Regions from separate parts of the Homo sapiens genome. Here regions 1 and 3 are each linked to region 2. The links are chromatin loops, found by intact Hi-C in ENCODE. Cell type or tissue: dorsolateral prefrontal cortex. All regions are shown on one strand.

What was found. A loop is a pair of places that touch in the nucleus more often than their neighbours do. Peaks named below come from ENCODE experiments on the same cell type or tissue, not always from the same donor. Only the 100,000 strongest peaks of a DNase experiment are listed, where the experiment ranks them.
Region 1: a loop joins it to region 2, with 4 times the contacts of the local background. A loop is called at or near these places in 67 of 110 quality-filtered maps.
Region 3: it touches region 2 in a loop (2.9-fold over the local background); 18 of 110 quality-filtered maps call a loop at or near these places.

Annotation. Positions count from the first base shown.
Region 1 is chr5:139,859,430-139,867,429 of GRCh38, forward strand. NRG2 (neuregulin 2) reads right to left here. Exons shown (of 10, transcript NM_004883.3): 5 at 6,120-6,196. Among named protein-coding and RNA genes, the nearest start is that of PSD2, 68 kb to the left of the region's middle. In dorsolateral prefrontal cortex, CTCF peaks have their summits at 4,847 (motif pointing left) and 5,046; DNase peaks (open chromatin) are centred at 4,092 and 4,842; H3K27ac peaks cover 2,703 bases.
Region 2 is chr5:139,964,699-139,972,698 of GRCh38, forward strand. All of the region lies in intron 1 of NRG2 (neuregulin 2), which reads right to left. Among named protein-coding and RNA genes, the nearest start is that of NRG2, 75 kb to the right of the region's middle. RefSeq lists an enhancer at 4,369-4,418. In dorsolateral prefrontal cortex, CTCF peaks have their summits at 4,261 (motif pointing left) and 4,468; a DNase peak (open chromatin) is centred at 4,243; H3K4me3 peaks cover 808 bases; H3K27ac peaks cover 803 bases.
Region 3 is chr5:140,039,958-140,047,957 of GRCh38, forward strand. It overlaps NRG2 (neuregulin 2), which reads right to left and starts at 3,342. Exons shown (of 10, transcript NM_004883.3): 1 at 2,413-3,342. The coding sequence starts at 3,112. RefSeq lists enhancers at 1,245-1,434, 2,807-3,476 and silencers at 2,775-2,984, 3,145-3,484. In dorsolateral prefrontal cortex, CTCF peaks have their summits at 3,411 and 3,626; DNase peaks (open chromatin) are centred at 1,924, 2,714, 3,394, 3,744 and 1 weaker place; H3K4me3 peaks cover 4,078 bases; H3K27ac peaks cover 4,418 bases.

The DNA of each region.
Region 1 (8,000 bases), 110 kb before region 2:
AATGGAAAGAAGACTAAAGTCAAATGGAAAGGGATGCCTCTCTGCACAACTCTCCAAACCAGGCTTCTGTGGTTCCTGGACACCAGCCCTTCAAGGGGCCATGTTCACACATGGGGCCTATCTCTTGTCCAGCCAGCCTGCGGGTCTGCACTCAGCTCAGGAGGGGGCCCTCCCCTCTGAGCTCTCCTAGCAATAAATCTCCCCTATGTGAGGGATGCTACGGTACACTGAGGGCAACGGTCCGAACCCCTGAGTGCCCTTCTGTTCATGAGCTTCTTTCGTCTCCTGCTAAATCAACGTAGTTTATGATAGGACATCTCGATGGGGCCAGGAGAGATTTTTGGAATCATCCCTTTTCCATTTTTTGGAAAGGAAACCAAACATTCAGCACACATGGCATCGGAGGCTGTGGAGAGGGGCCACGCAGATGGTGCTGAGTGACACACAGAGGTTTCATACCCTTTAATTCAAATCCAAGGTGCTCTGGCAGTGCAGAAGAGCGAGGGTCACAAAGGGAGGGGTGGAGGGAGAGAGACAGGTGGGTGGGGACAGGGGGAGAGAGAGAGACAGAAACGTTGGTCAGGACTCCTCAGACACCGGGCAGCCATCCTGCGAGGTGAAAGCAGGTTAGTAGTGTCCCCTCCCAGCCTCCTGAGCTCCTTCCCTGACACCCAGTCCCCAAGAGCCCCAAGGAGGGTAGAGAGAGATGTTAGAAACAGCAGGCAGGGCAGGCTCTTTAGAGATGAGCTGTGGGGTTAGTACCTGGTGGCGAGGCAGAGGCGCAAGAGTCAGTTGGCAAATGTCCCTGGGAGGAAAGGTAAGTGGGGGTGGGGGTCTCAGGAGCCCCCCTGCTCCTCCCAGCATCAGTGCCAGGCCTTCAGCACTCTCAACTCTCAAGCCTTCCTGCAGACAGCTTGCCCAGCTCCCTCATTGGGGGCCCAATTTTTTTTTTTTTGTTCAGAGTGCAGGCATGAGGTCCCCAGACTGGCCCCATGTCCCTGCTGTGCCCCACAGGCCTAGCTGGCCTGTCCACGTACTGGGAGCCCGGGTGGGGAGCCTCAGAGTCTGTGGGAGGGAGTGGGAAGAGGAAGAGGATGAGGCTCCAGATAGCAGGTCACTTCTCTACTTGACACCGCAACACCCTAGAAGCCTACAGGGCTGGGCCATGGTGCCTGAGCCTGATTTCACTACCCAGAAGAGCAAACTGCAACTCACAGGAAGAGACAAGTGGGTTCACTTGTAGAATGTCTGAGCTCCTCAACTGGTGGACAAATTACAGTCTTGGAAGTGGGATCCTGTTTTGAATGTGTGATTTCAGGACCCTGTGACGGAGACCCCCACATCATTGAAGGGTTAGATAAAAGGACCCTGACTCAAGAGTCAGTTCTGCACTGACCTGCTGCTGTGCCACCCTGAGTGATTCCAATCTAGTTAAGTCTCAGGCTCTTCTCTGTTACGTGGGGATCAGCCTGGGGCATAGGATCCTAGGAGGTTTGCAAACCTGGCTGAGCTTCTGAATTGTCCAGACTGAGGAAATCTGGCTCTGAGGTGGGAGCCCAGAAATCTCAACAGTGTTTTTAAAAAGCTCACCTACCATTCTAATGTAGCAGCCAGCATCGGTCTACAAGCCTAGAGTCTCCGTTTCATCCCTAATTCACTATGTGGATGTGGGTAAGCCATAATCCCTGTTTCCTTGTCTGTCCAAAGTGCTTGCACACAGCTACAGGAAGATGTGAACAAGCCTGGACGGCATGAGCTCAGCATGCGTGCAGGGCCCCGCTCCTCCTAGCCTGGATTGGCTCACTCTCTGGCTTCCCCAGGTGTATAGTCAGCACCACTAGATCCAGGGAAGGTGTGACACTGTGTCTGATATTCTCATCTGCCTTGGAGGAAGGCGAGCACGTGGCAATCCGCAGGAAGTCCTGCGCATTATCCATCCCTGGACCTCTCATCTACTTCCTGATAGGGATTCCAGAAGGTTCTGCATTTGGAAAAGGGCGGGAGAGCAGCATGGCTCCGAGCCAGGGACTGTGATGGCTCTGACTAAAGAGGCTTGAGGAAGATCCTGGGGCTTCAACCCCCCAGTTCCATGCAGAGACCACACCAATGAAGCATTCATTACTCCCAGCTTTTCCAGACACAAGCCATTCTTGTACTGCTATTAAATCCCAGGTTGGGGAGTGACCTTGACGTTTTGGTTTCTTTGCATTCCCACTCTGACTGCTTGGAGGCAGGAAAAAGTTGCCGTAAGTACAGTTTGTCCACTCCTCTCCAGGGTGTCCCAGGGCTGGTCAGGCGTGCTGAGTAGACAGTACAAACTTGACAATTCTCAAAGAACCCTGGCGCACCTCTCACTGAGTAGTTAATGCTGTGGCCCAGGGACCCTTCAGGCAGCTGGAGAGCTCACATTGTTTGGCTATCCAGCCATGCTGCCCTGAGAGAACAGCCCAGCTTGACCACAACACCTGGGACGCAAAGAGGATTGGGTTCATAGAGCTGGTCTGGGCCCCACTTTCCGACGAGGTGGTTGTATTAGATGAGGCAGCTGGGGCCCAGTGATGCTAGGACACTTTCCCAAGGTCACACAGCAAATTAGGAGGCAGAAGGGAGACTGGAGGCCAGACCCTTTGGTCCCTTGGTGCTAAGCCATGGCTTTCCTGCCCACTGAGTTTCTGGGCAGGCCTGGCTGGGTATTCCTGAGGACAATGACCAGCTGGAGAAGTGAGCAGGGCTCCCAAAGCCCTTTAAGCGTTTTCTTCTGCATCACTCCTCTGGGAACCGAATAGTAGCAGCTGCAGCTTCTAGGGCTCCTAACTGGCCTCCTCTTTGAGTCAAAGGCCAGTACTGTTTAGAGTGGTGGCTGGCATGATTGGTGGGGTCACTGAGGGCCTGGCCAGTCACTGGGTAGGCAGCTTTCTCACTGGGAAGCATGGGTTGGAACATGAGGGGCCTATGGCTGTGTCCGCCCCAGCAAAGACAAGACCTTCCCACTCATTATGTTCATTGGCTGCCACTCAGCCAGGGTGGAGTGGCACCACTGAGTCACCGGAAGGTCCTATTAACCAGAAATTTGCATGTTGACCAGTAACCATGGCAACCTGATGCTGGACTCCCAACAGGGCTGTGCTTACCAGACAATATGCAAATTCTTCATCCTGGACATGTCCCATGCCATACAGTCATAGGCTGCCTGGACAAGGAGGCAGTGATGTGTACAGATGTGAGCATGAGCTCCTGTGTTTGCACTTGTGTGTGCAGGTGTGAGCACATGCTCATGGGTTTGCTCATGTGTGCAGGTATGTAAGAACATGATTGTGTGTTTGTGCATGTATGAGCCCATGCTCATGCGTTTGTGCTTGTGTGTACAAGTATGTGTGCTCTTTTACATGGGGACATAAAGATGGACAAGCTTTGACCCGTGGGGAATGGAGGGGCTGTTTGTGGAAGAAAGAAAAGCTTCAATGTGCTATTGCAGTCACAGGCTCTTTCTTTGATCTCTGCAAAAGATAACCTGGTCTAGATGCTATCTGGGCAGGTTGGACACTTTGCTCAGGATGTGCTGGGAGTCAGCCTCTAGGGGGCTGATGCTGCCCTGCCCCCGCATACCAGTTGTAGCTGGGAGAGGTACTAAATTGTGCTCCAATCACAATGGCAGGCTCTCTGCTAAGCCCTTCTTATGCAGCACTTCATTTCATCCTCACAGTAACCCCACAGGCATAAATGTCATCATCCCCATTTTACAGATGAGAAAACAAATTGAGAAGTTAAAGAGGCCCCAGAGCTAGTAAGCTCAGCAGCTGGCATTTTTACTGAGGTCTCTTTGAATCCGAAGCCTGAACACTTAAGCCAGCACTTTACACTACCTTTTCAGTAATTATCTGCTAGAGCAGTACATGAAGTGCTCTCTGGGAAAGTGCTTGAAGAGCATAAATCCTTTACGAAAAGGTAACAGTCAAGCTACTGAAGACACTAGGCAGAAGGGCCTGGACTGCCTTTGCAGGCTCTTTTCTGGGCTCCCGGGGCCCTGCTGACCTTCCTAGCAGATCTAGGCTGAAAGCTGAAGCAGCCCAGCTGGCAGAGAGGCCTTGGATAGCGGCCCGGTTCCGGAGGCTCTGCTGCTCTGATTCAGGACAGGCTGGGACTCGCCATCCAGGACAGTCTCACAAGCCCGGGAGGCTCTCTGCCGAGAGGAATATTGCCCCACTGTCTCTTGCCCCTGGCCCCCAGCTCTGCCTAGGCTCTGCCTTCTCTTGAGGTCCCTCCTGCTCTACAGTCCTGCACTCAGGGCTGGATATGACTCTGAAATGATTGCAGAGCCTGCGTTCTAGAGAATTCTGTTGGGCCACATGTCCTGCCCACAGGCTCTGCCCTTCCTCCTTGGCCTCCCACACTCTATTAAGATAGTTGACCATCTGGGCCAAGCAGCTCCCATCCCCCAGGGGTCTCTATGCCCCTGTGGGGTTGGGGTGGGGAGTAACTTGCTGGACTTTTGTGCTGTGGTCTGAGGAGTACTGGGAAGGATCATTTCTCCACCCTGAGACCTAAATCCCCAAACCCCTTTTCTCCAAGGCTACCTACATGGTCCCCTGGATCCCACCTTTAGCACCTCCCAGAGTTCTACCTCCCAGTATCCAGTGCCATGTGGACACTTGGTTCCACACTCCTCATGGGGCCCAGCTGTCCTCCCTGGAGAAGAGGAGGTCGGGGGGCACGCAGGGGCCTAGCCTGCTCTGCAGGATGGGATGGGTAACTGGGGACAGGCCTTGCAAGCCAGCGGACCCCTGGTCCTCAAGCAGAATCAATGGCCGGCCAGAGGCTTTTTGTTCTGCTCCACCTCCACCTGGTGGTGCTGGAAGGAACTGCTCTCAGGCCCCAAATAAAAGCACTCCATAATTATGGCTGGGTCCTTGGGCCTCGGGGCTCACTTTTCTTTCTTTCTTCTCCTTCTTCTTCTTCTTTTTTTTTTTTTTTTGCAAACTGTGCAAAAGGGAAAGCTCCAACCTCATAAGTTGAAGAAAGGAAGGGAATAAAATCCTAGATGGGAGGATTCAGACCACAGAGGTGCTGAGAGAGTCACCAGTTACCCCTCAATTCCTCATTTCCTCAACTTTTTAGCATCTCCAGCACCAACCCCCGCCCCCTCTCCCACCATCCTGTAGCCACATAAATATCTCTGGTATTCATGGAAATCATTGCCCTGGGTCCTGCTCTCCCTTAATTCCCCTTCCTTCCCTCTACCCCATTTCCAAACCCTCAAAACAAACAAACTCTGGCCAGACTGGAAAATGGGCTTTCTGAGAACTTTTTTTCTCTCTCAAACACGTCGGCACACACACACACACACACACACTCACTGCCAGACCCTTTGGTACCCTCAGGCAGCCTTCGGAGCAGGGGAGGGCTCTGCAAATGCTTCCTCCCATTCTGGCCAGGCTGCCCGACCCCAGAAGTTGGGAGGAGGCCTGGGTGTGGCCCTGGCTGCTGCAGAGAGAACTTGGCATTACTGTGCCCAGGAGGTACAGCCCACATGTGGAGGTGGGGGTGCCGGGGGTGTTTCCGTCTCCTCTAAGGAGCGCAGGACACCCTCTACATCTCCCCCTAGTCTTGCTAAGCAAGGCCCCATCCCTCCCCAGGGGGAGACTGTCAGTCACCAGGGAAGAGAAGAAATAGAAGAAAGAGACATACTGGAGAAGTTGACCATTGCGAACTGCTGACACCTGTCCCCGGTGTATCCCACAGGACACCTACCAAAAGAAAGAAAACCAGAAAGAGAGAGCCAGGATAGCAAGACACAGGCATTGCAACACCCCGGCACGGGCTCCTGCCAATGCCAGCTGGGTTCCTTGCCACCGTTACCATTTGTATTGGCCTTGCCACTCTGCCCCTTACCTGCAGCCCTGAACTTTAAACCCAAGGATTAGGCCAAAAATGAAAACAAAGCAAAACAAAACAAAACAAAAAGAACTAACAAACCAAAATACAAAAAAGAAAAGAGAAACAAAACAAAACAGCCAAAGATCAAAACAACCAACACCCCTGGCCCTATGCCCTACATTGGGGGGACTGCACCCAGAAGCTTTCTAAGGAGCAGGGACTTGTGTTTGTATCTTCAAACATACTTTGCTTAGGATCTGGCATGTACAATCGCAAAGGCAGTTTCTCCAAACATCTCTGTCCGAAGAATCCATTTGGACATCTGGAGAAGGAAAAGGGGAAAAATCACAGAACAAACTGGCATCATCCGCGAGGCTAAGGTTAGAAATCAAAGTGCACAGTGATGAATGAGAAAAACCAAGTCAGGCACTTGGGGTCATACTTGTAGCTGAAGGGACTGGAGTCAGGGCTGGGTGGAGGGCTCTGAAATCTCCTTAAAAATCTGTCTCATAGATGTGGCTCCATGGGTGGTGGGGAAGGTGGGGTGGGTCAGGGGGAGGATGATTTAGGTAAGTGGGGTGAGGGAAGATGGGAAATTGTCCTACTGGTCATTGAGACTTTCCTTCTTACCTGCCTGGTGCCCCATGAAGCAAGCACTGTGGCCTCTTGGTGCCAGGCAGTCAGTCAGCTGGCAGGGATCTGGGAGCCTTAAGGAATACCAAGTTCTTGGGAGCTACTCCTCCCAGGACCGACTGAAGGATTCTCTCCTGGGCCCTGGGCAGGTTTTCTCATCCAAGAAACAGCCCCCAGGAAACTCAGATAACTCGGGAATGCTGTTCCCAGACTGTGTATGTCTTTGACAAAAGTGACCTAAGAGATGTTTTATCTGTTCTTTCAAAGAGGGTTCTGTGGCCAAATCAATGTAGGAAATACATTCTCAGGGTGCCTTGTAGAGTTGCAGTGTACCTTCACCTATGAAAGACTATGAAAGTTTCATAGGAGGAAATAGCTGAACTTTCCATGTAAGTTCTCAAATTTATTTGTGTTTCAAATTTACTTCACCATGGATGTTGTTTTTTGAGGAACCCTTGTGGTAGAACATGGTTTGGAATAGGCTGCCCCAGTGTGATGTACATGGGAAAAGCTTAGTAGGGAAATGGGAAGTTGGAGAGGAGCTGGAATTATCAGCATCCCAAAGTGGGCCTTCCTGATACCAGGTGCAGGGAATCTGGCCTCAGGTAGCAAGGACCACAAAAGGGATTGGAGCAGGCTCGCTGGGGGACCCTGGAAGCCTGGTCCACATCAAGGTCCTAGTGGCAGCCAGCCTGCGAAACTCTTCCATTTCCCCATGACCTGTTTCTCCATCACTGCCTGGACCTGCCCTGGATCTCATTCTCTGATCTTGCCTTGCTTACAGCTCTAAAGCACCCCCCACTCAATCTCCCTGACCTTGTCTCTACCCACAGGGTACACGTTCTTCTGCTCTCTGGCTGCCAGCCCTCTCCTCAAGCGAATCTCAGATTTCTTGCAGAAGTCTTGCAAATTTCTGGAGGACATGCCCAGCCCTGTACTCTCTTCTGAACCCCGGCAAGGCTGGATACCTAAGGAGAAGCTTACAGGGAGGGCTAGACCCCTTCCCCACATCTCCCTACTCAGAGATGGGTCTATATTGCCTCTGCATCTTCTTCCTTAGGAAATTAGCTAAGTTCATCACCAGTGTCCCCCTCAATAATAGGCTACTGTTCAAAATTAATCAATGTAAACTTCCTCAAGAGGCAAGTGTACTCTATTTCTTAGCATTGCAGTATATAGCAACTGTCAGGAAGCCACTTAGGCTTACAGTAAGTGGCAGCCATTGGTTGTGACAGATACTCATGAACACCCTGTGACCTCAAATCTGGAGGAGTGGGGAATGGGAGTGGTAGTTGAGCAGAGGGCTAGAGTTTCTCTGGGCCTTGATGGCATCTCCCCCAGGGGAGGCAGGAGGTTTGTCCTGTAGTGGTAGGAGTGTGTGTGTGGGTATGCCTGGCTAATTGGGGGGTGGTGGAGGGCTGGGAAGTGTATCAGGGAAGTGGCATGGGTGGGAAGAGGGTACATGGTCGTCTTACTGAACAGGGTGGTTTGGA
Region 2 (8,000 bases):
GACAGGGCCTCTACTTCTTGGCTTCTTGCTCCACCTAACCCCTGAAGTTACTGAATTGGTTGGGTCCTATCAAGTCCAGAGAGAGGGAGGGCCCTTCCCAACTTTCCCCATGACCCTCACTCAAACCATACCTATCTAGCCCTGAGCCATCAGTGGCCAAGCGATGCCAGGAGAGATGGTTTTTGTCTGACTGTCAGGAGATGCCACTGTGTCACCCTGGAGAGGAGAGTGGAGTTTTTGGCCTCAGGCCACTAAGAGCCTCTAACCTGGGGCTGGCTTTCACTCTCCCAGCTTAAGGGGAAACAAAGGTGTCTTGATGCACGGGCACTAGGATTTTTTGTTGGTGGCAGTAGACACATCAGCACTGCCCCAGGGCAAGAACCCTACCACCACCTTGTTAACCCCTCATGGTCAGGCTAGCTCTCCAGCTTCCCACCTGGCTCCACGACAGCAACCTCCTCCCACCCTAGGCACAGTTGTCACATGCTCTAAGACTTCTAAGAGCCTGCGTGAATGGTCCAGAGTGGAACTACGTGGGGGAGATGGGTGGAGCCAGACAGCTCACTATGTTCCAGGGTGGGTCAGGGGACAGTACCCCAGAGGGACACCCCGACTCTCTCAACTCCTCCCAAACCAAAGCCTCAGGTTTTCCAAGAAGGCAAACAGCTGCTCAGAGAAAGCAGCCCAAACCAGCACAATTGCCAACAGAGCTTGAGGCAAGGCATTCCCCAGCCCCAGACCAGGCCAAACAGCAGAGCGACGCAGTCCTCCTGAACAGGGATGGCAGCAGCAGCCCCAGCTGCCAGCAGGAGGCCGTGGCTTTCATGCCACCACACAGCAGTGCTGCTGATGCTCCAATGTATAACAGGGCCTGAATATTCACCCAATCAGGCCCCTGGACAGAGGGACTCTGACACTTCTGCTGATGAATCCTGGCCCTCCTGAAGGCCTTCCTATGAGCAGCAAAGCACAGGGCTATACTTTCTGCCAAGATATATCTCCTTCCCAGTCTGGTAGAGACCGTCACCCCAATTGCAGACAGTGCTAAAAGGAAGAGCTGTCAGGAGTGCTCACTAGTACAACTCTTGCCAAGGTCAGGATGTGACTGTGAGGTAAAGCCAGCAGAGGTATGGATGTGGGGCTCACAGCCTTTGCAGAGGGAGAGGTGTGCTAGCCAGGGGGAGAGGGGATTGTGGGCAAGGTCCCTCCTACCAGTCTCTCATATTGCCCTATATCAGCCTATTCATTTTCTTCCTAGGACTTTTCACAATTTCTAATTTTTTTTTTATATTTGCTTACTTATTATTTGTTTCCTCCACTAGGCTATAAGCCCCATGAGTTTAGGGACCATGTCTCGCTTATTTACTATGGTATCCCCAGTGTCAGTGTGGTGCCTGGCACATAGCAGGGACTCAGTAATATTTACTGAACCAATGAATGGTCTCTGTCCAGAGAACCTCGGTGCACTATGCTCCATTGCCAACGAAACACAGGAGTGATGCACCTAAACACCCAGAGAATCCAGATCAGAGATGGCAGGAAGTTCTTCAAGGAAGGCCCACCAGCTCTCCCACCCATGCATTCATACCACATTGTACAAGTCTAATCTGAGCACTTACGCGACAGGTACTGCACTGGAATGTGAGGATCCCTCCACGAAACAAATAAACAAAACCACTGGCCCCTTCCCTTACGGAGGTATGACTTTGGTAAGGAAGGGATATTAAGAAACAAATGACTACAATTCAGTCTGACAAGCACCATCAGAGGTAAGATCAGAGGACCCACCCTACTCTTGGGAGCTGGGAAGCTTTCCCAGAGGAGGGACATTCTAAGATGAGCTCTTAGGGGTGGTGTGAACTAGCAGCAAAGACTGGAGGAGGAAAGAGGGAAGAAAAGAAGATTTCACAAAAAGAGGTTAGTATATGCAAGAGTTTAGAAATGAGAGCATATGCGACTTAAAAAAGGAGAAAAGGGAAGTTTGGCATGGTCAGGGGTGATGAGGAGAGGCTGAGAGAGAGAGTTGGAAATGCAAGCAGGAGGACCTGGAGGGCCTGGGAAACTGTGTGGTGAGCTGCTGATGGGCTACAAACAGAAAGGTAAAAGAATCTAAGCTTGTGATTTAGAAGCTTCCCTAAGTGCACAGAAAAGCAAGCTCAGAGCATACCTGCTCATGCAGAAGGCTAGTGAGGCTTCTCCTATCTCTAATGGATGGGAAGGAGCTTACAGGAACTGCTCAAAAAAAGGCCTGGGAGGAAACAGGGGTCATGCAGGCCCCCAGCCTCCCCCAGTGGCTCCACATCAATAGAACTTATTTGCCCCTTGCTCCGAGATATAACACCCAGGGGATTGCAGGAGACCTGAGATGCCAGTCATGTGGGAATCACATGTGAGGAGTCTCCACACTGCATAGCCCACGGGGATAGGGTCAACGGGAGTGGCTGGAAAGGAAGAGGAGGCAATGGCCGGTGCTGGGGCCAGGGATCATGGGATTCAAGAAAGCTATTTAGAGTCAACCTCATGCCTAGATTATAAGGACCTTCACTCCAGGGACTATTACCTTGTATCCCACTCAGCCCTGGGTACAAGGTAGATGTCCAACAAGTACTCCTCTTGGGCAGAGGAATAGAAAACCCACTCAGACATTCTCAGGACACACATACCTCCTCCGCAACAGAGTCTCCGTACTGAAGGACAAGTGTCCTTTTCCTCTTTCCTCATCCTGCAGCCCAACAAAGGCCACAGGTGGCCAAATGTACCAGACAACAAAAGCTGATGAAGACGCTGCTGCCGTGCACAAGGTGGGCCCACGAGAGGGCAGTTGGTGGCCAGGTGGGAAGAAAAGCAGAGACACTTCTAAGGAGAGGCTGGTAACTGAAGATCCCTCAGATGCAAGGCCTCATCAGAGATGTAGAATGCCTGGGCTCTAGTCAGAGCCCTCAAGACTCCTTTAACCTTGGGTCTTGATTTTCTTACCTATGAAAGGAGAACAGGGCCGGGCACAATGGCTCTTGCCTGTAATCCTAGCACTCTGGGAGGCCGAGGCGGGTGGGAGATCGAGACCATTCTGGCCAACATGGTGAAACCCCATCTCTATTGAAAATACAAAAATTAGCCAGGCGTGGTGGCGGGCGCCTGTAGTCCCAGCTACTCAGGAGGCTGAGGCAGGAGAATCCCTTGAATCTGGGAGGCAGAGGTTGCAGTGAGCTGAGATCGCACCACTGCACTCCAGCCTGGGCAACAGAGCTAGACTCTGTCCCAAAAAATAAAACATAAAAATAAATAAATAAATAAATAAATAAATAAATAAATAAATGGAGAACAGGACTGCATGCTTACTCAAGCCCCTTCCAGAGTTTCATTCCAGGGGGAGGAGGCCATGCTGACCCCCAAGGCCTCTGAGGGAAACAGCTTCTGCTTTCCTAGCAGGCACTGGCAGCTCAAGTCAGGCCTTCCCACTCTCCGATAGTCCCGTCCCAATGAAATACCGAGGCTGGGCCCAGAATCACCATGCCTGCCCGCCCGGCTGAGAAGGGGTGAGAAGGGAAGATGTGGAAGTGACAAGCCGGAGGCAGCTGATGAGGCCGACCACAGAAAGAACGGGCCTCCGTGGTGGGCCCGGAGCTGAGAGGGCCTGCGTGAGGGTAGGGCGCAGAAGGCCAGAACCCGGAGCCTCAAGGGGGCCTAGTTTAGGAGCAGGGCAGGATTGGAACATCCTCCCTATAGAGAAGAGGCCTGTAGACCAGAATTTTTTCTGACTCTGCAAGCCTGGACTTCATCTTGTTTGTGTGAGGCGAGGAACCTGGTCGATCCTCGCCAAAGGGGATGGGTCAGAGAGACAGCAGCACCTTCCTCCACGCCTGCAGGGGACTGGAAGGAGGAAGGAGGGCTGGGAAGGGCAGAGGGGTAGCTCCTGAGCGGCAGCGCCAGCTGTCCACACTGGGAGCTCTCCGTTCGGCGGCCTTTCACTGAGGGCTGGCTCCCAACAGGCTGTGTTCTGGACACTACTCCAACAAGCAACGGCATATTATTGGACAGGCTGCCCAGGACTCAGCAAGCCCAGCAAGAACCCAGCTCCATCACCCGCACAGGGCAGCAGAGGCATCCGCTGGTCCTCACTGGGGAAGGCAGCAGACCTTTCCAAAGCCCCTACAGCTTTCCTCCCAGCCTCAGCCCAGGAGGAGAGGGCACTCCGAGGCCGGTGCAGGAGCTGAGACGCAGCCTGCCCTGCCACCTGGTGGAGAGATGAGGAAGGTGCGCGGGTCCGCGTTCAGGCAGGTAATGCCCCGCCACCTGGTGGAAAGCTGCCGGCAGAGGGTTCCGGCGCTTGCAATCAGCCCAGCCGCGTGGCAGCCCACAGTCCTAGCCTAGAACATGAAGGATATAGTGTTCTAGGGCTCAGAGGCCTTGCCATATTCTTCTGACCCAAGAAGCAGACTCTGGCCCTGAGCCAGTGCTAGGAAAGGGCCATTCTAATTTAACCCGCCAAGATTAAGGCCAACATATCTGGCTTTTAATAACTTGTTATGACTCTGACACAGTTTCCTGAAGCTTTTCTGAAGCAAGTTCTAGATTTGGCAAAAGGAAATAAGAAATAATAGCTATCTTGAAATATCTATAGGGCTGTTATCTGGAAGAAAGACTAAATTTATTTTGTGTAGCTCAGAGGGACAGACATAAGGCTAACAGGTAAAAGTCAAGGCAAAGCAGATTCTGCCTCCATGAAAGGAGCGTTTCTACCAATTAGAGCTGACCTCACTGGCAGCCTTCAAAAGGAGTGAGTTATCAGGCAACAGGTGCGTTCAAGCAAGGCAGGATCTCTAGTTTGGCAGACATGTTAGAGGGACAGTTTTTGTACAGGGATCTTAGTGTCTCCTGCAATGCTGAGATGCCACACCAGCTTATCCCTGTCTCCTTACCTTCCTTTACCAATGTTTATTGAATCAACTCTATGCTCAGCTCCAGAGATTTCAGAGACAAATAAGACACAACTCTTGCCCTCAAGTATTTTAGAGTTTAGTGGAGTAGTGAGCCCTCTAGCTTCTAGTTCCACCCCAAATAATAGATGATGACCTTTGGCTTACACTGCATTCACCTCTCAAACAGGAAGGGCAAGGGAAACACTATGTGCCTTTCCCGTCCTTACTGGAACAATTCCATGCCTCCCATTGACATATGAACTTAAATAATATTGCAAATGGAGTGTGCTATCATCGCCTAAGAATAATATAAATAAAGCAATAAAAACAATGAATGTCATTTTACTATGTGCCAGGCATTGTGCCCCTCACTTTACAAGTATTATTTTTACTTCATTGTGCTGGCAAAAGTTCAAAGACAAACCGAATAACCTTTAGAAGTCCCTAAAGGGCTATACAGAAAAAAGATGTCTGACTATTCTCCACATTCTCCAATTCATGCCACAGGATAATGGTTTTGTATTACAAGAAGGCCTAAGATAGCTATAAAATAGAACATTCTGGGAACAAGATGGTCCAAAACACTGGAGTAAAACATCAACCAAGATGGTGGTGTTTCCTTCTTTAGAGCACTTGAACAACAACCTGGATATTCATTTGGTTCTAAGGATAAAAGGAAAGGAGTAGAGAAAATGAACTGGTCTGGCCAATGGATAAGGTCTGGGTACAGGATCAGAGCTTTCAAGTCAGGTTGATAAAACCTCACATGATAAGGAGGTAGGCTTCATAGGACCACCAAGACTAGAGCAACATCCCCACCTCCACTGGAGGGGCCCTCAAGAGTGAGCCACTAGAAGATGCAGGCAAGGCTAATTTGGGCTGACTACTTGGCTTCTAAGTTCTACCCTGCACTCTGACCCTCTGTGTCCACCACTCCCACCAACATCCTTTATCCCTCCATGTTTCTCTCTAACTATTCCAGCCCTGCTATCCCCTGATGAGCTTATCTCCTTTTTCAGGGTACCTCTGGGACCATCTTCTCCTCTAGCATGCAACCTGTGCATGAAAGACCAGAGAGCAAAGAAGAGAAGAAGTGGCCTGTGGTAGGAAGCAGTGGGAAGGCAGGAAAGCTGAGAGAGTGCTCATGACTGGGATATAACCCCAAGTGCTAAAAATCAGACAGAAAAGGCAGTGCTAATCTTTACATTCCACCAAAGTAGAATGTGTAAAACCTGCTGGGAATCCTTAGTTAGCACTATCCATGAAACCTTTCCAAACATGCGTTTGCTTCAGACTTGAAAATGAGGCCAGTCTCCATAACCAGTTTTTCTTTTTTTTTTATTTTTTCCCCTTGAGCTTTGAAAGTTAATGAATCTCCATCCTTCTTAGAAGGGAACACAGTGACAACACCACCATCCTGGAGACTATCCTGTTTGCTCAACCTCAGTTTCCCCAACATGGGGAGAAAAGAAGCAGATCTAGCTCTGCCTCTGGGCCATAGTAAAGGACTACCTCAGTCAGATGCATTCAGCCAGCCCAGAGACCAAGCTGATGACACATGTAGGCCCTTAAAGTTTCCCTGAGAGCCCCCAGGGTTGGCATCAATTTCATTTTAACACCCTAGCTCCTCCACGATCACTCTGCCTGTGTCAGCTTTGATTCATGGGCCTATTTTCCACTAGACGGTAAGTCATCTTCCTGGCATCCAAACAGCTGGGGTTGGAGTAGGGAAAGAACTAGGTAGGCATTTGCTTTGCAACACATCTGTCCTTAGGGGGCAGCCAACAAGGAGTTGATTGTGCCCACCATTCTTCACCCAAACTCCTTTCACAATGGCAAGGAATTGCGGGGAGGAGCTGTGGCCCAGACCCAGAAGGAAATTAAATGGCCTCAAAATAGGTCAAACATGCCTTTGGCCCAAACCCACAAAAGGAAAAACCAGAAGACAGCATGCTTGCCTTCCAGTTACAAAACAAATGTAAAAAAAATCAAGCATTCTCAAGTGCATGAGCAATATGCAATTAGAAAATATAATGAAAATACCATCCCATTAGTAATATCAATAAAACATACAATGATAGGACTAAAGTTAGTAAGAAACGTGCAGGATCTATCAATAGAAAATTATGCTCTAGCTCTATTAAAGGAAACAAACAAACAAAAAGGAATAAATGAAAGTAAAAATGTAGTACTTTACAACATATCTCCCCAAGGTAACCTCTACATTTAACAGCATTCCAAACTAAAAAACCCAAGGGCATAATTGATTCTCAAATTTATCTAGAAGAATAAACGTAGAATAGCCAAGAAAAATACTGATAAAGAAGAACAAAAAAAGAGAACGTGCACTGCCAGATACGAAAATGTATTATAAAGCTACAATAATTTTAAAAATGATGTTCAGGTACCAGAATAGATCAATCAGTGGAACATAATATAAAGCCAAGAAACAATTGCAGGTGTTGAACAAAGGCTTTATTAACAGGACCAGTGCGTATATAAAATGTAATATTATAGATACATGTAGAATGTTAAGTGACATTTTGTATTAAAACAAAAAGAATGGACTGTCCAACAATGATACTGGAATAACAAGTTAACTAAAATTTTAAAACACTAGGCCTATAATACACAAAAATAAATTATAGATGGTTAAGAGACCTAAATGTTAAATAAAACACTAGGACATTTAGGTAGATGTTTATGTCACACAGGAGGAATAGAAGAGTCTTTCTAAGAATGAATCAAGAAGTAGACCAAAAAGAAATACTGATAATGTTTACCATATTAAAAAATATAAATCCTCTGTATTAAAGAATGTCATAAACTGGGCACGGTGGCTCACACCTGTAATCCCAGCACTTTGGGAGGCCGAGGTGGGCGGATCACTTGAGGTCAGGAGTCCAAGACCAGCCTGGCCAACATAGTGAAACCCCGTTTCTACTAAAAATACAAAAATTAGCTGGGTATGTGGCGTACGCCTGTAATCCCAGCTACTCGGGAGGCTGAGGCAGGAAAATCGCTCGAACCCAGGAGGCAGAGGTCACAGTGAGCCGAGATTGCACTACTGCACTTCAGCCT
Region 3 (8,000 bases), 75 kb after region 2:
TATTTCCTGCTAAGCACAAGGACAGTGTTGTGGTTAGTTAGGATGATTTTGTTTCCTTATTTAATATAGCATTACCAGTACATGTTTTCTTTAACCACATAGTAGAAAACAAGAAAATGCAGTTTATGCTCTTCTGTTATATTATCACCAATTCCACAAGTCTCACAAATATGTCCTTTAATTTCTAATCCCCTTATATAAGGCTCCCCAAAATGGTACCTATTTATATACTTCCCTTTGAATATCAATTCAAAGCAATTTTTTTTTGCATTCTAAAATGTTTACTGCCATACACATTCCTGATCCTTGATAATTTGTGATATGTGAGGGCCCTTCCTTTACCAGTGATTGCAGTTCTAAATGTATCTTTTTAAGAACTATACTACACATGCTATTTTGATAATATGAGATGATCATAACCTAGAAACAGACCATATTTCTGCCCCTCAAATCTTTCATGATTTCTGCATTCAACTGTTAAGCTACTGAATACCCACTAGAACAAACAATGTGTAATTGATAAGGTGTATTGTGTTGGGGGAAGGAGAAAGTAGGAGGAGGGAGACAAGGGAGCAGAGAAGCCAGTTACTCTATGGGGTTATCTGACAAAGACCATCAAGTCCTCAGCGGCCCAGACTAGGGATTATGTGGAGATGTACACTGTGCAAATGCAGGAGCAACTCACCAACAACCAAACAGAAGCTGTCCTTGGACAAGATTCAATAAATATTTTTACTATCTATTTTCCACTGTACAATACTGTTTCACAGCTCCCCAAGGCATCTCAGAGTATTTTAATACTCCCCAAGTATCAAAATACTTAATAGAATAAAAAATTAGAAATTCTTAGCTGGTCTCTACTTGTCTTTATAAAACATTTCAGAACATAAAACCAATAATAAAAAGCAGTCAACAATATTCCTAAGGATAATGTCAGAGCGATAAACTGCTGTTATCCCCCAAAGTTTTCCCCTCCTTATTAAGACATTGCCAAGATTCTTCTCATTAAAGTGATCACAGTTTAACATAGTTAGTGTCTAGATATACTCCCATCACTAAACTCCTAAAATTTGCCTCCTGAAGGGGGTGGGGGAGGAAAGCTTCCAAAAATCATAGGTATCGATCTAGAAAGATGAAGGCAGCAAAACTTACTATAAGCTGTTACACATATTTTGCTACTCAAACAAAGCCTGTCTACACTACCCAGAATCAGTTGGTAAAACTGGTAAACATACCAACTTCTATGAGAGTACAGGACATCTATCATAATTCAGCGATTACACAGTCCAGCAAGTCATACCGCATGCCAACAAATTCAGCTTTAGTTGGGACAAAACGAAACCTCAATTTGAATAAGCACGAGACAGGCTTACACCAAATACTCCAGTGTGGGACAATTTGATTTGAAATATCTTACTAAGAAGTAAGTACTGGATTCAGGGACAAGAAGAAAAAGCTCTTAGACTGACATTTCTTTGACTTTTGACATGGGAGACTTCCATTCCCAGCTGCAGAGATCTACAGATTTCAGTGTTTTGTTTCTAATCACCTGCATTCCTGTGCAGCATCCAACATCATGAAGATGAGAGATGCAGTCAAATACATCCGGCGAGTAAGACGTTAGAGCTGAACTTAAAGCATTCAGCAGAAGTTACTCTCTTTCATCATCATCACAATCAACAGACCTTGTAATTCCCCCAGAAACAGCTAAAAAAAAAAAAAAAAAAAGGTGTCTGCTTGCTAGTCTTAAGAGAAGGATGTGCTACCTGCTTAGCAAAGACAGGCAATCACGATGAAGAAAAAAACTGGAGCCACATGGAGGACGGAAAACAGTAGCAGAAAAAGTCCAACTCTGCCTGCGCCAGCGGTGTGGATGAGCAGAGCAACGAGCCCAGGAGAGGAAGGAGGGGGCGGGGGCGACCATTCCCTAGGAGAACTTGTAAGCGGAGGCCTTCACAGCCTGGGAGTCTGCCCAGCTGCTCCCGCAGACCCTGCCAGCCTGGGCACGGCAGGCCCGCGGCAGCAGGGCAGGCAAGGCCTCCGAGGGTCACTCCTGACTCACTGAGCCTCAGGCCAGCACCGCCAGGACCTCTCCGTTTTTCCTTCCGCTACTGGGCTATGATGGCAGCTTTCCAGCCCCACATGCCATACATCAGCCGCAGATCCCCGCTGGCACAGGCCAGCGCCTCCCTCCGCCCCCCACCCCTGGCACACTTTGAGCCTGATCCTTCTTCTCTCCAACCCCAACCCCCTCACCCACCCGTGCCAGGCGCCCTGCCCAGGGGCGGCCCCACCCCCCCAGCGCCCGGACGCTGCCAGGCCCGGGCACCTGCAGCACCTCCCCGCCCCACCCCCATTCTCCACCACCTCGCCCCTCCCCCCTTTCTCCAGCAAAGGGAGGGGGCGACTCACCGCAGTCAGTGCACAGGATCTTGCCCACCTCTTTCTTGAGATTTTTGCCGTTGGTATCGAGGGGGGCAAAGGCCGTCTTAAAGACTAAGGGCTGTTCCGTGGGCTCCAGGAAAAAGATGTAGCGCTGGTTCCTTTCGAGCGGCACACAGGAGCCCACGCTGATCACCTGCTCGCGCTGCAGCCCCCCGCTCCGGAGCGGCCACTTGTCCAGCACCTTTACCAACGCCACCCGACCCGAGGCGGGCGGCTCTCGGGTGCTGTTGGAGCTGGAGCCGCCGGCTGGGACCAGCCCCTGTACCTTGCCCTCCACCACCACGGGTGCCTTGTACGCCTGGTCCTGCACTGACTTGAGGCTGGGCGAGTAGCAGGCGAGCGACACACCGAAGAGCAGCATGGAGAAGCCGGGGGCCGGGTCGCGCCTCATGCCGCCGGCGGCTGCGGCTCGCGAACGGGCGGCGGCTCTCCGGGCTGCGGGGCTGCGGGGCTGCGGCTGTTGCTGCGGCCGCGGCTCTGGGGGCGCAGCGGGACGAGAGATGCTGCTGTTGTTGCTGCTGCTCCTGCTGCTGCTGCCGCTCTCGCTGCTGCTGCTGCTGCTGCTGCTGCTCCTCTCGCTGCTGCTGCTGCTGCTGTCGCTGTAGCTGCTGCACCGACCCTTCTCCAGTGGCGGCGGCGGCAGCGCTGAGCAGCAAACCTGCCGCATCTGGCCAGGCCATTTGGGGGGCTCCGCCGCTCAGCCGCCGCCGCCTTGGGAGGGGAAACAGAGCCCGCTGGAAAACCGGAAACAGCGTAACGTTAGCGCCTCTTAGCCCTCCACCGGCAGCCCGGGGAGGTGGCCCAGCTAGGGCAGGGGGCAGGCGGCAAGCGGGCCGCGATGCGCAGCGCGGCGCAGCGCAGCGCTCCCACCCTGTGCGCCAGGACCTGGAGGAGGATGCGGAGGATGGGACGCCCGCCCACTTGCTCTCTCGCGCCCCCTCTGCCCCCGGACCGAGTAGGGAGCGCGGCTTCTGCAGGGGAAGCTTGGGACTGCACTGCTTTAGTGCCCGCCTTCAGCCCGCAGGGGCGCGGGAGGAATCGTGCCACCCTTTGCTCCCGGGATTTATCGGCATGACAGTGGGGGTGGTGCGTGAGGAGAAGGCGAAGAAGAGATAACGGGCTCCTGGCACCATCCTATGAACGTGGTAATGGGACGCAGGGCGTGCCCCCTGCCTTTGGCCAGCAGCTGTAGGAGCCAGAGAGGTTGCCATGGCCAGGGTGGCCGGCCAGCCTCTCGCCTCTTGGGCTGTCCTCTTTCCTAGGAGGACCCTGGAGCCCAGCCCCTAAATGATACCACGTGCTCGGTCCTGCCACCGCCTGGTGAACGCTGGATATTCGACTTGAGGTGGGGGAGAATCCCAGCCCCGTCATTTTGGAAAGAGTTGGGCCACAAGGTGTCTTGTCTTAGCATTGAGGACACCCAAGCAGAGGTGGTAGCTGAGAAAGGGCCCAGTCCCCAACACTCTGGGCTTTCTTCAGCGGCCACGTGGGGATCTGGCTGAGCACTGTACAACCTCATCTTTTAAAAATCTGATCTCTAAGAAAGGTGGGGGGCTTCTTGGGAGCCAACAGAGAGCCAGAGCCTGTCAGGGCCAGAGGCTGCTCCATAAAAAAGGTTTTTTTTGTTTTGTTTTGTTTTGTTTCCAAGGCTGATGCTTGCAAGAGGCAGAAGAGTTTGCTGCACTGGAGCCAGCATCTGATTTAAAACACACACACACACACACACACACACACACAGGTCCATAATCCATTAGCCTATCAATGAGGGTCCAGGGAGTTTTCAACACCCAGCTTTTAACCTTGAAGGATGTGGAGCTCAGGAATGCCAGTGAGCTCTTGGGGAATTTTATACCGCACTGGGCTCCACAGGAAACTGGTCCAAGGATGAGTGACTTAGGCTAGGACTGCTATTCTGGAAAGGAAGTAGAGAGAGCTACACCTTTCCTCCTAGCTAAGAGACATCTTAAACTCAATACATCCAAAGCCAACATCATTATTTCTTCCACTTCACTCCAAATCCCCTATAATTATTAATGCCACTGTTTTATTCTTTTAGACTACATCAATCCATTACAATAAGTCCCTTCATCTCATCTTTTATTCTTCCTCATCCAATTAATCACCAAGGCCTTTGGGTCTCTCTTTTAAAATAATCTCCAATTTATCTACTTCCACTCCAACTCTGCTGCAAATACCTTAAGTCCAAGCCCTCATCATCTCTCACCTGGACAACTTCTAAGCCTTCTAACTGGTCTCCACTCCTTTCACCTCATCACCTATCTCCAGTCCTACCAATGCCAGAGTGATCCTTCTAAAAATAAAATGTAAGTACAATTTGGCCATGCTACTGCTCTCAGAAGTTAAGTTCAAACTCCTCAGCAAGGCTCTTCATGGGCTCCCTTTGCCTAGCCAGCTTCATATCCTGAGAGCCAACCCCCCACTCTAGCAATCCTCAGCACTTCATGCTCTTTCTTGGTGTGCTTCTGCACATGATGTCTCTTGTGTCCAGAAAGCCTCACCTCCACCTTGACCACATGGAAAACTTATTTTCCCAAGGCCCAGCTCAGCATTATACCGCATCCCCCTTCCTACATATCCACCTCTACTCCCACCAACACATACATGATGGAATTAATCCCTTCCTCCTCTGTATTGCCATGAGCTTCACACATAGTATTACTGTTGGGATACTGGCCCATACCGTATTTCAAGCAGCCATTTAATGGGTCTGCATCTCCCATCAGGCCAGGCACGTTAATGTCAGGGACTATATATATCCTATTCATCTTTGGATTCCTATTACCTCCAACACAATGCCTGGCATAAAATAAGGATTAGCAAATCTCCAGTGAAAGAAGGAGAGAAGGAAGAAAATAACTGAAAATCGGCACGCTTAAAGGCATCAAGCCAATCTTCTTGGCTCCTTCAGTGTCCCCCATTTCATTTTCATAGATCACAGACCTCATAAATCACAAAACATCACCATAAGGAAGATAGCGACATCCACTCTTTCATTTTACAATGAAAGAAAAAGTCCCAGAGGGGATAGGGGACTTACTCAACATTTCACACAGCCAGGACTGAACTCAGTCTTCTGTTCCTGAGACCAGGGTCATAGTGAAGAGCTTGTGCTCTGGAGCCCAGCAGAGCTGGGTTTTAAAGCAACTCTGTGACTTACCAACTTTGGGATGAGTCTATTTCACTCTCTAGGCCTTAGTTTCCTTATCAGTATGAAGGAGAAAATAATAGGGTCTACTTCGTAAAGCTGTTTTTTGCTCAGTATGTACTTTCAATAAATATTCAATTGAATGGCTCCTCTGTGCCAAGCACTGAGGCACTGTATGTTACTGGATGTACTGTGGTGAACCAAACTGTTCAATAGTACATGTCTGTGCTCTCAAAGCTCATACTCTGACTGGGAAGACAACAGTAAATAAGTACACAAATGGGTAACTAATTACTTGTATTGCTGAGTGTCCTGAAGGAAATAAACAGGATGAAATGCTAGAGAATAATGGAAAGGGGAGAGGATAGGTCTACTTGGATAAGGGAAGGCTTCTCTGAGGAGATAACATTTAAGCTGAGACTAGAAGGATGATGAGGATGTGGATTATGTGAGATAATATGTAAAGTGCTTAGAACAATGTCTGGTGCACAGTAAGGGCCAAAATTAAAGTTGAAGATTACTAATATTTTACTTATACTGGTGGTTCCCAATCTAAGAGCTGAGAATCTCTAAGTGGTATTTATTTTCTGTATATTAAAAATATTCACTAGGATTTTCTGTATATTAAAAAATGCGGCTGGGTGCAGTGGCTCATGCCTGTAATCTTAGCACTTTGGTAGGCTGAGTGGGGTGGATCACTTGAGGTCAGGAGTTCAAGACTAACCTGGCCAACATGGTGAAACCCCATCTTTACTACTACCAAAAAAAAAATTAGCCAGGCGTGGTGGCGCTCCCCTATAATCCCAGCTACTTGGGAGGCTGACACAGGAGAAATGCTAGAACCCAGGAGGCAGAGGTTGCAGTGAGCCTCATGACACTACACTCCAGCCTGGGCAACAGAGCACTGTCTCAAAAAAAAAAAAAAAAAAAAGGCGATACAATTTTTCAACAGCACATGTCATGAAGAATAAAAATATTATTTTCCCCTCTCTCTCTTATTTTTTTTTTTTTGAGACAGAGTTTTGGTCTTGTTGCCCATGCTGGAGTGCAATGGTGTGATCTTGGCTCACTGCAACCTCCACCTCCCGGGTTCAAGTGATTATCCTGCCTCAGCCTCCCAAGTAGCTGGGATTACAGGTGCCTGCCACCACGCCTGGCTAATTTTTTGTATTTTTAGTAGAGACGGGGTTTCTCCATGTTGGTCAGGCTGGTCTTGAACTCCCGACCTCAGGTGATCTGCCTGCCTTGGCCTCCCAAAGTGCTGGGATTATAGGTGTGAGCCATTGAGCCCGGCCTCTTTTTTTTTTTTTTTTTTTTCTTTGAGACAGAGTCTCCGTCCCCTAGGCTGGAGTGCGGTGGTGTGATCTCAGCTCACTGCAACTTCTGCCTCCCAGGTTTAAGCAATTCTCCTGCCTCAGCCTCCCGAGTAGCTGGGACTACAGGCACGCACTACCACGCCTGGCTAATTTTTGTATTTTTAGTAGAGACTGGGTTTCGCCACGTTGGCCAGAGCAGCCTCGAACTCCTGACTTCAGGTGATCTGCCTGCCTCAGCCTCCCAAAGTGCCGGGATTACAGGCGTGAGCCACGACGCCCGGACTCTCTTTTTCTTTTGAGACACGATCTGGCTCTGTTGCCCAGGCTGGAGTGCAGTGGGGCCATCATGGCTCACTGCAGCCTCGACCTCCTGGGTTCAAGTGATCCTCCTAAGTAGCTGGGACTACGGGCACATGCCACCACACCCAGCTAGTTTTCTTTTCTTTTCTTTTCTTTTCTTTATTATTACTTTTTTTTTTTTTGGTAGAGATAGGGCCTTGCCCAGACTGGTCTCCAACTCCTGGGCTCAAGCAATCCTCCTGCCTTGGCCTCCCAAAGTGCTGGGATTACAGGTGTGAACCACCACACCTGCTCCCCACCTTTTTTTTTCAACATATCCATGTTAAAGTACAACAAAATATAACAAGATATTGCTAAGTGAAAAAAAGCAAGATGAAGAAGAGTGGTAAGATGCTACCATTTTGTCTTTTTTTAAGATGAAATATGTAAATGTTTGTAGTGCAAATTTACCTTTGAAAAGATACAGCAGAAGTTGAAACAATAGGAGGCTCTGGAGAAGGGCAGTGTGTGAATGAGGGATGGGGTGAAAGAAGGATATTTTCATGGTATTTCCTTTTGTACCTCGTGAATTTTATATCAAGTTCATGTACTAGCTATTCAAAAAAATTTTAAGAGGGGATCCTCTAATTTGTTAATGTTGCTGAATTTTTATCATGTGTTTTTCTCAAAGTCTACTTAAAGTAGAACTACTATTATATAGGATTCTATAAACAGAAAGAATATTCTATATAATGGGAACTACTATTATATGGGGTAAAACTCTTTTTACCTTA